2 separate regions of the Homo sapiens genome follow, and region 1 is linked to region 2. A link is an interaction called in ENCODE POLR2A ChIA-PET data of the cell type or tissue named here. Cell type or tissue: PC-9. All regions are shown on one strand. Links, peaks and the distances in the headings refer to the core of each region. The heading gives the core; the rest is flanking DNA.

Evidence for each region. Peaks named below come from ENCODE experiments on the same cell type or tissue, not always from the same donor. Only the 100,000 strongest peaks of a DNase experiment are listed, where the experiment ranks them.
Region 1: POLR2A ChIA-PET joins it to region 2 with 8 read pairs; 6 of 35 experiments call an interaction of 5 or more read pairs at or near these places.

Annotation. Positions count from the first base shown.
Region 1 is chr13:30,585,526-30,588,445 of GRCh38, reverse strand. It overlaps a transcript of HMGB1 not described here. Among named protein-coding and RNA genes, the nearest start is that of USPL1, 31 kb to the left of the region's middle. In PC-9, for the core only: no CTCF peak of the experiment used is centred there; no DNase peak of the experiment used is centred there.
Region 2 is chr13:30,427,388-30,430,231 of GRCh38, reverse strand. It overlaps UBE2L5 (ubiquitin conjugating enzyme E2 L5), which reads right to left. Exons shown (of 4, transcript NM_001355247.2): 4 at 474-2,844. The coding sequence starts at 2,241. The coding sequence ends at 1,777. Among named protein-coding and RNA genes, the nearest start is that of UBE2L5, 6.3 kb to the right of the region's middle. In PC-9, for the core only: no CTCF peak of the experiment used is centred there; a DNase peak (open chromatin) is centred at 1,301.

The DNA of each region.
Region 1 (2,920 bases), core at 96-2,595, 160 kb before region 2:
GTCTCCGAGTTTTTACATATATTGTATCCCCGATCAGGAACTCCTTTCCCCTGTTCTACATGATCCACCTGCCTATCCTTTGGGATCCAGCCCAGATCTCATCTTCATGAAGTTTTTCCTGATTATTTTAATTTTCAGAATCTAACTATTCTGTACCTCATAATTTATAAATTATGTTATCTTTGCTTTAGTGCGTATGTATAATTATACATTGTCTTTCTGTGTTACTATGTAATATTTTTAACATTATGGTTTCTTGTTTTCTATTTGTGTTAATGTTATTTTCTAAGAATAGATATTATGCTCTTTATTTCCTCTTTGGCAGTGCTGAGCACATGATAAATCTTCAATAAATGTTTGTTTCTTAAATAATATGATAAATAGACTGGCAGACATGCATGACAGCATATGATGGTAATTTTTGTAGGAATTTGTTTGGCTCATAAATTTGTTCACTGCTGATTGATTCATTTTGCATAGTTTGAAGAAGAGCCTTCCATTCTCACACTTGCTTTTTTCCAGAGATTAGTCATTATGTATTGAGCTTCTAGAAGGAGTATTGTAATGGACACAGTAGCTCCCTCATTACCAGTTTGTTCCTCAGAAATATCTCTCTGTTACCCTTTTTCCAGACTCTTCAAGATAAAAGGAAATCCTATCATGTTGTTGTTGATAATGATGGGGTGATACAAGAATTTGTTAATTATAATAGCCCTATGAGAATAAGTAGTTCATTTGCTTGGCTATTCTGTAGTGTGTGAGCATCACATCTTAGTATTTAGCATTGTAATGAACTATATTAGGAGATATAAAAGACATACCTGTACCTCAAAGAACATGCTGGTAGATACAAATCCAAGTTATTTAATAAATCACTAAAAATCCTGTGAATCTTGGTTAAGGACCCCACTAGTCTCATTCATACACACACTTGAGAAATTCAGAAAGCTAAATATTTCTGCTGGGTGTGGTGGCAGGGACCTGTAGTCCCAGCTACTTGGCAAGCTGAGGCAGGAGAATTGCTTGAGGCCAGGATGCTGTAGCGTGCTGTGGTCATGCCTGCAAATAGCCACTGCACTCCAGCCTGGGCAACATAGTGAGACTCCATTTCTTTAAAAAGAAAGAAAGATGACTACCTCTAATTTAAAATTCCAACTTTGATGGTAAACTTTTAGCCATGGCACAGCTGAAAATTTTATTACTATATAAGATGGGAAAATCCCTTGCCACATGCTGTATTTATAAAGTTGTGAGATTATGATTTCTTTGACACCAGTACTGATTTAGCCTATTGTTTTTACAAAGAAATAGTCCTGAGGGAGCACAAGAGGAAGCCCTAGTTTTAATCAAGTAGAGAAGTTATTTATTGTTGGTCCCTGTTTAAAAAATAATAATCCTACAAAGTAAAGTTTTTAAAGAAAATAAATATTACATTTTAATTATAATAACTAGTGAGAAAAGAATTCTTCATAAATTTATAGCAACAAATACTTGGGGGAACAAACATTTATTCAATATATGAATATAAGAATGATAATATTAGTTATTGAGGGAGGTAGGGACAGGTTTGGGAGGGAAAGTCACGAGGTTTATTTTGAACACATTAAGTTTGAGATGCCTATTAAAAGTCCAAGTGGATATGTCAAGTAGATCAATTAAGAAATCATAGGAAAAAGATTGGGATATCTTTTCCCAACCTTTGGGAGGCCAAGGTGGGCAGATCACCTGAGGTCAGGAGTTTAAGACCAGCCTGGACACATGGTGAAACCCCATCTCTACTAAAATAGAAAAATTAGCTGGGTATGGTGGCACACACCTGTAATCCCAGTACTCGGGAGACTGAGGCAGGAAAATTGCTTGAGCCCAGGAGGTGGAACTTGCAGTGAGCCGAGATTGCACCACTGCACTCCAGCCTGGGCAACAGAGCGAAACTCCATCTCAAAAAAAAAAAAAAAAAAAAAAAAAACAAAAAAAACCAGTGATTTCAGTGTTTCAACAGATAGTATCTAAAGCAATGGGACTGATTGACATCGCCCAGGAGCAGTACAGTAAGGGGAGAAAAAAACTAGGTTCAGTCTTTGTTAATGTTCTTAACATTTAGAGGTCAGATAAGGAGAAGCTGATAGAAGAACTGGCTAAAAATGTAGGAGGAAAATAACAGGGTTTCTTAAAAGTTGAGAGTGTTTCAAGGAGGGAATTATCAGCTATGTTAAAGATTGAGTAATTAGCCAGGCATAGCTGTGCATGCCTGTAGTCCCAGCTGAGGTAGAAGGATCTCTTGAACTCAGGGAGGTTAAGGCTGCAGTGAGCTATGATGGCATCACTGCATTCCAGCCTGGGTGACAGAGCAAGACCCAGTCTCTTAAAAAATAACAATAAAAAAAATTAGAAAACAGGAGGTGTCTGCTGGATTTGGCAGCATGAACGTCATTGATGGCCTTCATAAAAGCAGTTTTAGTGGAGAGTACTGAGAACCGATGCCAGATTGGAGTGGGCTAAAGATAAGTGGATCAAGAGGAAACAAGCAACTCCTGAGAAGTTTTGTGGTCAAGAGGAAAGAAATGGGCCAAGGGTTGGAGACCACAGTGACAGGACAGTTTTTTCCCCTTAGTCTGGGATTGTAGATTGTATAGAGCCTGTTTACATACGTGTATTCATGGGAGTGAGCTAGTAGTTAGTCATAAACCTGCAGATATCAGAGCTTTGTGATGTTAAAAAAGATATTTATACTTTTTTAAGTCCCTGCAGAATCAACTATATACTTTTTACTTTTTTTTTTTGAGATGGAGTCTCTGTTACCCAGGCTGGAGTTCGATCTTGGCTGACTGCAACCTCCACCTCCCAGGTTCAAGCGATTCTCCCCCCTCAGCCTCCCGAGTAGCTGGGATTACAGGCATGCGCCACCACTCCCGGCTTATTT
Region 2 (2,844 bases), core at 345-2,844:
CATGAAGACACTGGCTACAACAATGACCAGAGAAGAAAATCCCTGGAATCTTAACATGGTGATTTCTCGTTGCTCACCAAGATGTGTGGGTTTCCCTTCACTGATGATACTCAGGCGAGCTACTCCTACTGCCCATGACAAAGAGAACTCAAGAAGGCAAACTTTCTTTACAAGTTAAAGGTAAAATAAGCTAGATTTATCTTTTTGACAAGTTTAAAATATATACTTAGAATATAATTTATAAAATGCTTAATCTGCTGACTCCAGAGCCTGCAGTGCAGGGTGGGGTGGGGGTGGGCAGCTGCCCACTACACCAGCAGAGCAAGAGTGCAGAGGTGCGGCTCTGCCTCCCACCCCCTTCTGTTCAGACACCCAAGGGGCCCCATGCACCCCTGAAATCACACAACTAGTTTCTACAGATTTTAGATACAAGAAATTATAGACACTGGCTTCAGTTATTCAAAAGCAAGAGCTTGGGCTTTTTGATCCTTTAATTAAAGTTCTTGTTCCAAAAAACATGTGCAAACACAACCTTTAACAGCTCAATTTCTAAAAATTATTTCATAAAAGGAGGAGAGTGAACAATCCTCTATGTATATGTTCTACAGGACAAATCTTATCACCAATTACTAAAGCAGGGAAGTGCAGCTTGTCAAAAAGTCCTTACTGGAGAGGCGGTGGGGGATGGGGGATGGAGAATATGAAAATGTCATTAAGGATGAGAGCCTAGACACTATAAAAGATGCAGCACCTCAGAGCAGCCCAGCCAAAATGAGAGGTGGCAAAGCTACTCTTTTGTCTGTGAAATTTGCATGCGTTTCATTTCCTTTACCAATGCCACCTGAGTCCAAGCCACCTCACCTTCTGTTGTCTCCATTTCAGCCTAAAGACACCCCAATTATGGTGTGAATTCCAGGTATTTCAATCAATTTTTTTTTGTGGGGGGGGGACAGAGTTTTGCTCTTGTTGCCCAGGCTGGAGTGCAATGGCGCAATCTGGGCTCACTGCAGCCTCTGCCTCCAGGGTCCAAACGATTATCCTGCCTCAGCCTCCTGAGTAGCTGGGATTACAGGAGTCTGCCACCACGCCCGGCTACTTTTATTTGTTTATTTATTTTATTTTTAATAGAGATGGGGTTTCACCACGTTGGCCAGGCTGGTCTCGAACTCCTGACCTCAGGTGATCCACCCACCTCAGCTTCCCAAAGTGATAGCATTACAGGTGTGAGCCACCAAACCCGGCTCGCAGGTATTTCAATCTAAATGTCAGTTCAACGGGAAACATCAATTAAAACAAAAATGGATTTCCTACGACTCATCGAATTCCTGTGGCCACTCTCATCCCATCTCCTATCTACATCCACCAAAAAAAAAAAAAAAAAAGCAAGGAATATAGCATACAATCTCTTTTCTTTTATGTTCTCTAAGTAAACCCTGGGTTCTGGTAGGACACTGTGTCAACATCCTGATGTCTGAACTCTTATCCCGTTAGGGTAGCCAGATTTTATGTTTTTAAAACAACAACTAGTCCAGTGTATAGTTCCGTCTATTAATGGCCACTTTTTTTTTTTTTAAGAACATCTTAAATTTTTAATCCTTTCTTTACAGGTTACCTAGACCACTTTTAATTAAGAAAACTGTAGAAAGTTAGTAACTGCTGCAAGCGAACGCCAGACGGTGGCACGTATCAATTTCCACAGAGTCCTGCTTTGCGGGGTGTCTGAATGTACTGCACGGGGTCTCTGCTCACACTTGCTGGAACCAATCGTGGCACATTTTAGTCCACAGGTCGCTTTTCCCCATATTTCTTTGTAAACTCTTCAGCATTCTTACAGAATTTTTTACGGTCGTTAGAGTATTCTTCAGCTAGGTCAGCCCGAAGCGGGTGCTCGGGCTGCGGGTCATTCACCAGTGCTATGAGGGACTGGATTACTTGGTCGGTTTTGGTTGCTGGCTTCCAGTTTTCAGCACTAATTACTGGCAGACAGACCTGCCCCTTTTCGTCGATGTTCGGGTGATAGATCTTTGTTTTAAATGTGATCCTCGGTGGTTTGAATGGGTACTCTGCTGGAAAGTTGATTTCGATTCTGAAGGCCCCCTTATTATACGGAGGGTTGTCAGGAACAATAAGCCCTTGCCAAGTCAATAAATTAGCTTCATCAACCTGGATGTTACGGAAGTTTTCCATTCCACATTTGCGGATTTCTTCAAGCTCCTTCATCAGCCTCCTGCTGGCCGCCATCTTGGATTTGGTGCTGCTTCTTTCCCAGAATGCATCGTGGTAACGGCCACTTTTAATGGTTGTGTATGTATACACTCAAATAACGTTCTGATGTGGCAGTTTGAACTTACGCTGAGCAAAGCAACTTGCCCACTGGTTGGTTAGAGTGATCATCCACAATCCTATACATTATAATTTTTTTTTTTTTTAGCCAGAGTCTCTCTCTGTTGCCCAGGCTGGAGTGCAGTGGCACCATCTCTGCTCATTGCAACCTCAGCCTCCCGGGTTCAAGCCATCCTCTCGCCTCGGCCTCCCAAGTGGCTGTGATTACAGGCACGTGCCACCATGCACAGCTAACTTTTTTTTGTATTTTTAGTAGAGACGAGGTTTCACCATGTTGGCCTGGCTAGTCTCGAACTCCTGACCTCAAGTGATCCGCCCGCGTTAGTCTCCCAAAGTGCTCAGATTATAGACGTGAGCCACTGCACCCGGCTTTACACATTATAATTCTACCTGCATATTCACCTGTTGCCTGACTGAAGGCTGGTATGTCCAGATCAGATTGCTCATCTTGCATTTCACAGCACAAAGTGAGATCCTTGGTGTTTGAATATTTTTTTCTGA